2 separate regions of the Homo sapiens genome follow, and region 1 is linked to region 2. A link is a loop called in an ENCODE intact Hi-C map of the cell type or tissue named here. Cell type or tissue: ascending aorta. All regions are shown on one strand. Links, peaks and the distances in the headings refer to the core of each region. The heading gives the core; the rest is flanking DNA.

What was found. Hi-C counts contacts between places; a loop is a spot of excess contacts. Peaks named below come from ENCODE experiments on the same cell type or tissue, not always from the same donor. Only the 100,000 strongest peaks of a DNase experiment are listed, where the experiment ranks them.
Region 1: it touches region 2 in a loop (2.1-fold over the local background); 3 of 110 quality-filtered maps call a loop at or near these places.

What each region holds. Positions count from the first base shown.
Region 1 is chr14:71,584,407-71,589,784 of GRCh38, forward strand. SIPA1L1 (signal induced proliferation associated 1 like 1) reads left to right here. Exons shown (of 24, transcript NM_001386936.1): 5 at 3,165-4,964. The coding sequence starts at 3,467. Among named protein-coding and RNA genes, the nearest start is that of SNORD56B, 190 kb to the left of the region's middle. In ascending aorta, for the core only: no CTCF peak of the experiment used is centred there; no DNase peak of the experiment used is centred there; H3K4me3 peaks cover 1,252 bases; H3K27ac peaks cover 583 bases.
Region 2 is chr14:71,534,907-71,540,284 of GRCh38, forward strand. All of the region lies in intron 4 of SIPA1L1 (signal induced proliferation associated 1 like 1), which reads left to right. Among named protein-coding and RNA genes, the nearest start is that of SNORD56B, 140 kb to the left of the region's middle. In ascending aorta, for the core only: no CTCF peak of the experiment used is centred there; no DNase peak of the experiment used is centred there; H3K4me3 peaks cover 444 bases; H3K27ac peaks cover 609 bases.

The DNA of each region.
Region 1 (5,378 bases), core at 133-5,132, 49 kb after region 2:
ATTAAAGAGCTTACAATCAAAATGGAAAGTGTATAGGAAGGAGGCATGACCCATGCATCCCCCGTCATCTTCTTACTTGTCTGTGTCTCCCTGCTACACCTGGAGCTTTCCTTGAAGGAGGGACTGGTGGATGTATGGTCCATGCTCTGAAGACACTACAGAAACACAGGGGGTGATTTGGATGAGAGGAGGAAGCATTTCTTCTGGAAGAATGGTGGGTTAGGTTGTGAGAGATCTTGAGTGATGAAAAGACTTTCAACTAGTTGAATTGAACTCATTGAACTAAACTGTGGGCCCTCTAGATGGAATTAGTATTCTAGCTACCTGGATCTACCATAGACTTAGATAGTATCTAGAGCTGTAAAATTAAACATGTAATAAGGAAAATTTTTATATAGCCTGCTCTTTCAACAGATGGAGGTGACATGCTGTGAATTCGTATTGCTCTTCTGTTTAATTCTATTGCTTTTTACCATATTGGTACTTAGGCAGGTTTGCTGATATTTAAGAGAGTTGCTGATCATTGTCAACATAGGTTTGCTGTTTCAGTCAACCCTAAGGAATAGATGTGAAGGTATTATTGATCTGTCATCATATGATACACATCGATGGACAGCATTATTTTTGACTGGTAGTTTAATAAGTGCAAAGCATGTATATTTCCATATATGCTAGTCAGTGCCCAAAGTTTATATTGTACCCCAAAGGGGTTTGATGCTATAAATAAGAATGAGAAAAGGGAGGGAGGGAGGGAGGGAGATGGAAAATGAGAGGGAGAAAAAAAAAACATAGAAAAGGAAGGTCCTTATGACTGAAAAAAAATCTGTTATTTAACATAATTGCCCATCTCGAACCTCATCAGTTTTTACAAGCCATTAAAACGTGGCTTCTCTCTCTCCCATGTGCTTATTTATATTTTGAAATGAAAAGAAAACATTGAGTCGTTGTTATATAATGTAATGGGAGTCTTGAAATTTCTTTTGAATTGGTAAGAAATTTTTATATTTAAAAATAAGATTTTATAAACTCATTAAAAATATTGGAAGTATATGAGATGGTTTGGAAGAGAAATACTGATGGTGGAGACTGAGCATTTCCAAGTCAGTTTTATTTCTTGTATTTTACTGCCAGCTTTTAGTTTCCTCCTCTAATGGAAATAACTTCACATATCCTGGGAAAGACAGCTGTGCAGTAAAGTATTTTCTAAGGCACATGAAATGTGGCAAGAGTTTTTATCATGGTGGGATTGGTGTGTTGTCCTTTTAGAGAATGAATGTTTGGGGAATGAAAGATGATTTATTTGGATTTCTGTGAGGTTGTGAGAAATGTTGAAAGCATCTAATTTTTATAAAATCTACTTTAGAAGTATTATTTATGCTATGTAGAGTATTCATTGAAATAATCAGCTTTTGGGGAGATGTTGAACAGGTGTTTGCATTTTGGTTCAGTTGTTCAATTTTCCTTCCATTTTATGAGAATCACTTCTTGAACCTTTGCTATGGCCATATATGCTGTCCTTTGATATCCTCGGAAGCAACAGTTAGCATGTTTTGTCACTTGAAGGGTTATCATTGAAAGAGGAACATGTAAAGTTCTGGAATGTAAAGGGAATAATAGCAGTCTGACAGTAGAAGTATCTAGAAAGCTCAAAAGCCATGTTTAATTAGGTAGCAGTGCAAAACTATTATCCCTTTTACAAAAGATGGTGAAGAGGAGTGCTAGTGAAAACAAATGGCATTTATCTGAATGGCTCCACAGACTCAGCCAGCACGAGCCCAGCCAGAGCTCGCCTCACCCTGCATTCTGCAGGCAGCATGCATTTTTTTTTTTTTTTTTTGAAACACCCCTACATGTTCCAGCCTTTAAATAGCAGCGAGTCTTCTAAAGTGATGCTGTGTGCTGCAAGAGAAATGAAAGCGCCTGCCTTGGAGGCAGGAAGCCGACTAGGGAGATGCTTAATTATCGTGGAAGTAGGTGCTTGTTACCATTGAGTGGAGAGTGCAGCAAGTGCAGGTCGTCCTCCGGTGTCAGAGCCGTGATTTGTAGACAATGCCGCCCTGTCAGCTCAGTGCTGGTTCAGCAGCATCTTTCCAAACATGTATTTGGCAAGAATTTAAAGGCCACCTCTTGTGTAATTTGTGGAGTCTTGGAAAAGGAGCCTCTGCCTTTCTTTTCAGAATGTACGCAACCATGCAGAATTTTGTACTCAGAATCTGTGTCTCCTGCCTTCTGCCTGACGTGCTCATGAGGAAGTTTGTTTCCATGCCCGTCACCTGGAAGGATGCTAACAGTTCTCTGTAATCTGTTGGGGATATGGAGAGGGCCACCCAGAGCTGTGTTTTGTTTCTGCCGTCTTCATAAATTAGCACTGATGGGGTGGAGTAGGTTGTACTGCATGAGGAAATGCAGGCATTTTGTTCATTAGTGAGATACTTCTAGCTTTTAAGAGTACAAGAAACTAAGGAGAGCTTGGGAAGAGGTGGTGGTGAATGCTGGATTCATTCTGCAATATCCTCGTCTCGGTAAGTAATAAAGTAGAGGAAAATACAAAAGAGTGCTAATGGATATAATGGCTCTGGGAAAACTCTTTTTATTTATTTTTTCCTGCTGTATTTGTTTTTGCCAACTATGTTAAGCCTTTGTAAGGAAACAAAAAACATGTATTGATTTTGGAATAGAGGAGTTAAAAAGTGATTGTTGCAGCATATTCAGTAAAGTCATTTTTCAGTTTTTACTTTTGTCAAAAAACTCTGTTGCTCTAATTATCTTATTCACTTGGTTACATCTCAAACTTCTGGTCATCACAGTAGCTCATGATGTTCTACATTTTTAGAGGTCATTGGAGCAAAAGTCTGTACTTTGGGTAGGAGCCATGATATCCAGAACAAGATGTACCCCTCCCCCTGCCCCCCATTTTATGAAACAGTTCAATTAAGATGAAGTCTTAATAGTTTTTTTTTTTAGAATATAAATTATGGATTTTATCAAATGGTTTTTACTTTCTTCCTTTCTTTCAAACCTGCTTTACTAAAAATACGGATTGTGGAACTGTGAATCCTAATCCATTATTGAGTCTTTTATCTTCATGTGTCTGGTTTTGACAATTGCATGTTTGTTTTTAGATGTATTTATCTGCTAATTCAAATTATCCTTTTCTCTTTTAGAGAAAGCATGGGATTATGGCAACCACAGAATCTCAGTAGTACAAGTTCCATTCAGTTTTTTCTGAAAGAAAGCCCTCTGTTAAAGTGAAGCAAAGAAACTGTTGTGGATTATAACGTTTAGAAGTTCCAATTTTTCAGTGCTTTACAAATAAAGCATCATTTAACCTTTTAAATGAAAAAGATTAAGATCTCATGCAACTGTTGTATTTTCTGGAAGCCATTCTCCAAAAGGGAAGTGCACATTTAAAACACAGATATGATGGTCCTTGCTGCAGGGATTTAAGTCTACTTGCTTTTACATCATGACCAGCTTGAAACGGTCACAGACAGAAAGGCCTCTTGCCACTGACAGGGCCTCTGTTGTTGGCACAGACGGCACCCCCAAAGTCCACACTGATGATTTCTACATGCGGCGCTTCCGGTCCCAAAATGGCAGCTTAGGATCATCAGTTATGGCTCCTGTAGGACCCCCCCGAAGTGAAGGTTCTCACCATATAACCTCAACCCCCGGAGTCCCAAAAATGGGGGTAAGGGCAAGGATTGCAGATTGGCCCCCAAGAAAGGAAAACATAAAAGAATCTAGCCGTTCAAGCCAGGAAATAGAAACCTCAAGTTGCCTTGATAGCCTGTCCTCCAAAAGCAGTCCTGTGAGTCAGGGAAGTTCTGTTAGCCTCAATTCCAATGACTCAGCCATGCTGAAAAGCATACAGAACACGCTGAAAAACAAGACAAGACCGTCGGAGAACATGGACTCCAGATTTCTCATGCCTGAAGCCTACCCCAGCTCCCCCAGAAAAGCTCTTCGCAGAATACGCCAGCGAAGCAACAGTGATATCACCATAAGTGAACTTGATGTGGATAGCTTTGATGAATGTATCTCACCTACATACAAGACTGGACCATCACTGCACAGGGAATATGGTAGCACATCTTCAATTGATAAACAGGGAACATCTGGAGAAAGCTTTTTTGATTTGTTAAAGGGCTACAAAGATGACAAATCTGATCGAGGTCCAACTCCAACCAAGCTCAGTGACTTTCTCATTACTGGTGGTGGCAAGGGTTCTGGTTTCTCTTTGGATGTAATAGACGGGCCTATCTCACAGAGAGAGAACCTCAGGCTTTTTAAGGAAAGGGAAAAACCACTCAAGCGACGTTCAAAATCTGAAACTGGAGACTCATCTATTTTTCGTAAATTGCGCAATGCCAAAGGTGAAGAACTTGGGAAGTCATCAGATCTTGAAGATAACCGATCAGAAGACTCTGTCAGGCCCTGGACATGTCCAAAGTGCTTTGCCCACTATGATGTCCAGAGTATATTATTTGATTTGAATGAGGCAATTATGAACAGGCACAATGTTATTAAGAGGAGAAACACCACCACTGGAGCTTCCGCAGCTGCCGTGGCATCCTTGGTCTCTGGACCTCTGTCTCATTCAGCCAGTTTTAGCTCCCCAATGGGCAGCACAGAGGACCTGAATTCCAAAGGAAGCCTCAGCATGGACCAGGGAGATGATAAAAGCAATGAGCTTGTAATGAGCTGTCCATATTTTCGGAATGAGATAGGTGGAGAAGGGGAGAGGAAAATCAGCCTTTCAAAATCAAATTCTGGCTCCTTTAGTGGATGTGAAAGTGCCTCCTTTGAGTCTACCCTTAGTTCCCATTGCACAAATGCAGGAGTGGCAGTACTTGAAGTGCCCAAGGAGAACTTGGTGTTGCACCTAGATAGAGTGAAAAGATACATCGTGGAACACGTAGATCTGGGTGCATACTATTATAGAAAATTTTTCTACCAGAAGGGTAAGTAGAGATCCTTTATTTCTTACATTTTCTTTTGCAGTACTTTCTGAAGAAAAGTACTGTATATTAAGATATTTATTAACAATGTGACATAAGATTTGCATGTCTTATCTTTCTTGATGGTAAAATAGCTAAATAACCATTTGCTCAATTTATTTCTTTTTGCATTTTTTGAGTTACTTTCTCCTTTCAGATATATAAATGTCTTGTATGTTAAATAGTACTTTTACAAATAAAAAGCCCCTTTGACTTAGCGATTGAAATTATAGTCTTTGTTGTACAGTAGATTTGCTGTGTCACCTTTAGGGATAAATATACCAAGTTGAAAATATTTGAAATATAGCTGTTGTTTAAGGATTGCAAAACAGTTTTAATGCTACTTTCATTTTTTATCACTTCCACAGTAAGTACAGG
Region 2 (5,378 bases), core at 266-5,265:
CTTGGAATAACATTCAGTTGTATTCGTTCAGAGCATCAAGGAAAATCTCATTTAATACACTATTCTCAACAAATGTTAAAAGTAACTTACAAAAATAATACATACTGGTAAAAAAGTAGAAAATGCAGGTAAACATAAAGACAAAAATGAAAACCATCTATAATTTTACCGTCCAGAAGTGGCCATTACTAACATAGGCTAATAATAGGTTCTCACAGAACACAGAGCACACCATTGAGAAGGGGCAGGGGGACCCTATGCCAACAATTAATAAGGGACTGGCTGGAGATGATGACAGCTAGAAACTCTTAAATACCTATGTATGGTGTGTGTTAGACTTAGTGTCTTCTAAACTGGAAGTATTTATTAGCTGTGTTCATTTTATTTAAGATAAAAGAAAGCACCTGTTGAAGGAGTAACTGCCCTATTCTGGTTGACTTTTGTTTCCATTGATTTTTTAGGAAGTGTTTTTCTTATGCAGGGCATGTTTCTCTATGTAAGCATGAATTTTCCTCTTGATTCTTAAGTGAAGGGATAATATAAAATGAGCTGCTATATAGAAAGAGTAGAATAATAACATACTTTTAAAAGGAATGCCTTCTGCTCCTCTGATGGAAAGATAGGAAAGTCAAGTCACCAGAAGCTGCATGTGGTTATTATCAAGGGATAACTGAATGTCAGAATCCCTCCTAGGTTTTTTTTTTTTCCTTTTTCTTTTCTTTTGAGACAGAGTCTCAGTCTGTCACCTAGGCTGGTGTGCAGTGGCACAGTCTCAGCTCACTGCAACCTCTGCCTCCCAGGTTCAAGCAGTTCTCCTGCCTCAGCCTCCCGAGTAGCTGGGATGACAGGCATGCACCACCACACCCAGCTAATTTTTTTTTTTAGTAGACAAGGGGTTTCACCATGTTGACCAGGCTGTTTTCAAACTCCTGGCCTCAAGTGACCTGCCCATCTGGGCCTCGCAAAATGCACGGATTACAGGCATGGGCCACTGCACCTGGTCCCTTCTAGATTTTTAAAAATGGTTTTTAACATAGTGTATCTGTCCCCTGCTACATCTTATCTGATGTCCCTCTTCTTCTGTCTGTTGCCTTGCCATCCTACGGCAGCTTCACGTAACTTAACAATGCTACATTGTAAAATCTAAGGAATTCTGTGCTAAGATCTCTGATTATTCCACTAACATTCTCTCATCCTTCAATTTACAATAGCTTTCAAAAAAAAAAAAAAAAGAGTCTGGCTTTCAAATCATTACACTACAAAGGTTTATGTAAGCAACAGTCATCTCCCTGGATATGAAAGTAGTTGTCCTTTGTGCTGTTTTGATGGCTTCCGAGTGCTTGTTTGTTGGTTTCCTTCTCTGATGCTCAGGATAACTTAGTATGCCACAACCCTCTTAACTTCCAATGGGCTTCTTTTAAGTGTCTATGCTTAACAGAAGCTTTCTCTATGAGCAATAATGTACTTCAACCAGTTGGTCAGTGATGATCCCCACAGTTTGTTGTCTTGAAGCCATTGTGGTATAAACAGAGCAAATGATGAGAGCTTTGTCCTCTGCCCTCTCTTCCAAGTAAAGAGTGTAAAAGTTGTTTTAAAGGAAGTCTGCATTTTGTGGTATCATTCAGTTTTGGAACAGTGTCTATTTAGATTTTAGCCTGGAATTCTTTTGGAAACTCCACCCCTGGAAGAAAATGATTTTAAAAAGAATGTGTTTCAGCAGCTGTTAATGTCAGCAGCAAGAACATAGCACTGTCTTGGAAGATCTTTTGGTTATACAACAGTAGCTTGCTGGATTTCACTTCTGCAGTTGCAGTCCCTTCCATTGAGAGACTGATTTAAATTAGGCGAATATTGCCAAGTTTTAAATTATAATGTTGTATTGTTGGAAAATGCTCAAATGTTGATTCTCTGGCGTTATAATGTGTTTTTAATTTTAAGCATCACATTGAGATTTTAGCATTTAAATACCTGAAGGAAGCGATACGCAAATTTTAACTTGTTAAAAAATATTAATAAGTAGCAGTTGTTTCTTTCTTGCCTGTTTTTCTTTTATGGAATATTTAGATTTTGTATGGTCATATGCAATAGTTCTGAACTCTTGTCTTCTTATGCACAATGTTAGGGTTGTGCATGGGTTGGTTTTCTTGCACAGCTCTCATTAGATTTATTTCAGTTACCTATTCACAGCCCTAATGGTAGTGACATCCCTGTTTATTTACTTCTTGGATTCTTACCAAGTTACAACATGATCTCTTTATCCTTGGGCTGCTGATTCTATTAAGTTTACTATTTCTTTTATTTATTTACTTATTTTTTTGAGACAGAGTCTAGCTCTGTTGCCCGGAGTGCAGTGGCGCGATCTTGGCTCACTGCAACCTCCACTTCTTGGGTTCAAATGGTTCTCCCACCTCCACCTCTCAAGTAGCTGGGATTACAGGCGTGTGCCACCAGGCCCGGCTAATTTTTGGTATTTTTTTTAGTAGGGACAGGGTTTCACCATATTGGCCAGGCTGGTCTCGGACTCCTGACCTCAGGTGATCCAACCGCCTCAGCCTCCCAAAGTGCTGGGATCACAGGCATGAGCCACCAATCCTGGCTAAGTTTACTACTTCTACACGAAGACAGACTGATAGGTTTTTATTTTAGATAAGCAATTCCAGTGTAATCTCTTTTCAGAGGATTTAGATAAAGTATTTTCAGTTGGCCTCCCATTCCTCCTTCTCATTCCTTCAGTGTGGGCGAGTGGGCTATCTTTTTTCCCCTGCATCTTCATTTCCTTTTCTCTCTCTCTCTTTTTTTTTTTCTCCCTTGACAGAGAAGTTTTACTTTCTTCTAAGTGGAGGATGGTAGTAAAAATCAAGTTCAGGTAAAGAATGAAGTTGTGGGCCAGATTTGGGAAGAAAATGAGAGAGAAAAAGAGTTCAGGTGAGGAATTTGTAGTCTTAAAAAGTAAAATCTGCCACTGTTCCTTTAGCTGTTTCTGTGTGACCCTGAATTGGACCAGGTAACTGCCATTTTCTCATCAGGGTCTGAGGATGGCATTTGAGCAATAGCTAGCTTGTCAGTGTTTGTTTTTATAATGCATAGTCAGTTAAGAGTTTGACTGACTTGCTGATTTGTTAACTGCAGGGGGAAAAAAAAGATTCACTCTCTCCTTTCTAATTTCTTACCAGATGAATTCCTCCTTCATCAGTTCTGTGAAGAGGCTATGAAATAATTTGAACAGTTTTTATTTTTAATAATTGAATCTTCTTCCCTACTGTTATACACTAAGATCTCCCTTTTTCTCAAAAGGAGTGAGAAGTTATTTTCCCTTCAGGTTTTAAGGTAAGAATTGGTCCCAGCGAGGTGATTTCTAACTATTCTTACTTTTTTTTTTCTTCAGTCTTCCATAAATTAGCCGAAATAAAATTTTGTTCTGAAATTTTACCAAATTCTTTGAGATTCTTGGAGTCCTCTAGAGGTGGTATGGAGCCACAGCTTGGAATAATTGCTTTAGGAATAATCCTTCCACCTGGTACACAGGGACATCATCCTTTGCAAGGAAGGCGGTTAAATGTGTGTAGTCTGGCAGATTGGGATCTGGACTCCTGAGTGTGTCTCTTCTGCCTTCTTTAGTTTGCTGTTTCAGATCTCTCTGTCCTTATTGCCAAGTCAGGTCTCTAAGCTTCATTGTCAAGTTCACTGTCTTCCTAAGGTTGTAATAGCGGCAGGGTCATGGTGCTTTTTGGAGTTTGTGTCTGTTTTCTGGTGTTTGCTGGATACAAGACGGCAAAGTAGTCCCATTTCTGTTGCAGTGCTTGATAAATGCAGGGTCATGGTGCTTTTTGGAGTTTGTGTCTGTTTTCTGGTGTTTGCTGGATACAAGACGGCAAAGTAGTCCCATTTCTGTTGCAGTGCTTGATAAATGACTGAAGAAAGGAAAAAGGAGAGAAAGAAACAAAGAAAATCTGATTTCTTAAGTAGTTACAGTCTGTTCTTCAGACTGTTTTTTGTTTGTTTGTTTTGATGGTGTTTATTAAATGTGCACATCATTAACTGCAGTCATACAGGGTTGCTTTCAAATCTGGGAGAACACAGTGGTCTACAAAGTAGCTTCTTAGTATTTCTCAACTGTTTTTCAGCACAAGGGAAGATGCACTCATTTTGATTTCCTTCGTTTTTTCCTCCAAGAGCAGAGAGCCGCATTGTTTTTCCTGTGACCTTTATAAAGCCATGTGGTCTGTTTGGAGGACAGTCAGTGCACACTCCATTCAAGGATGCTCTCTACAGTCCTTCCTGCTCCTTGGCCCGTTTTCCAAAATGAGATAATGAATATAAAAACACTCTCTCATAAGCTGTAGAAGTGTCAGAAATGGAGGAGAATATTGTCTTTACTATATTACTCTTTGCTTGTGTGGCCTAGTGTAAATATTCTCTATTCACTACATGATCTCCATTGGTGAAATGGCTGCTTTTGACAATACTGTTTCCAGAGAATAGCTACTTCTCGATTAGGCCAGCTTGGAACTTTTCCAATGGAAAACTATTTGCACATTGAACAAATATGACATATATTGCATTAAAATGAGTTGCTGGTATTTCATAATATTTAGAAGTTGAAGAATCACTGCCCTTTATGTATGGCAGTAAATTTCTTTTGGCAGTGACCATGAAGTTCTTGGCCACATGAGAAATAACTGACCAGAGAGTCTGAATCTAACTTCTTATTCAGAGAGGACTGTTTCTCTGACAGATGGATTTTGTAGCCTTTGTCGAGCTTTTATATAGAATAATGCTTTTTGTTTTGTGATTTAACTCATTGCCCTCAGGCTTTTCAATTTGTATATGTTGATTTGAAGAGCTCTTCCCATGGAGAGATGTGTGACCTGGACTACAGGAAATATAATGTGCAGGAAGAGTTGGGGAGGGGGGCATTTCCTTCCTCGATCTCCCAAAATAGCCAAGTAATTAAATCTATTACTGTAGCTAGAAAGCAGAACTATTGTCTATATTGTCAGCAACACCCTAAGGGTGAAGAGAAGCTGCCTGCCTCTGTGCAAGACATTATCTGAGCAGGCGCCTCATCCAGTGGGACGATGCCATCCACATTTGGAAGCAGGCTGAGAAATGCTTCGGCACTGGCAGCAACTCCTCATCAGAAATGCTCTCTCGCATTTTATAGTAAACCTGTGTTGACTCTGGTGGGGAGCTCTAAAAATACCTTATCATGGAGATTTGACATTTCTTATAGCAGCCGATAGTTTACATTGACAAGCCCCTTGGAATTGTTTCAGAACACTAATCACTTGCTGTCAGCAGCTAGTTCCTCTGAGGGGAAGAGCGGGGCTGATCCTGCCTCTGTTGTGAGACTGCATGATTAGAGGGACATTTCTGAA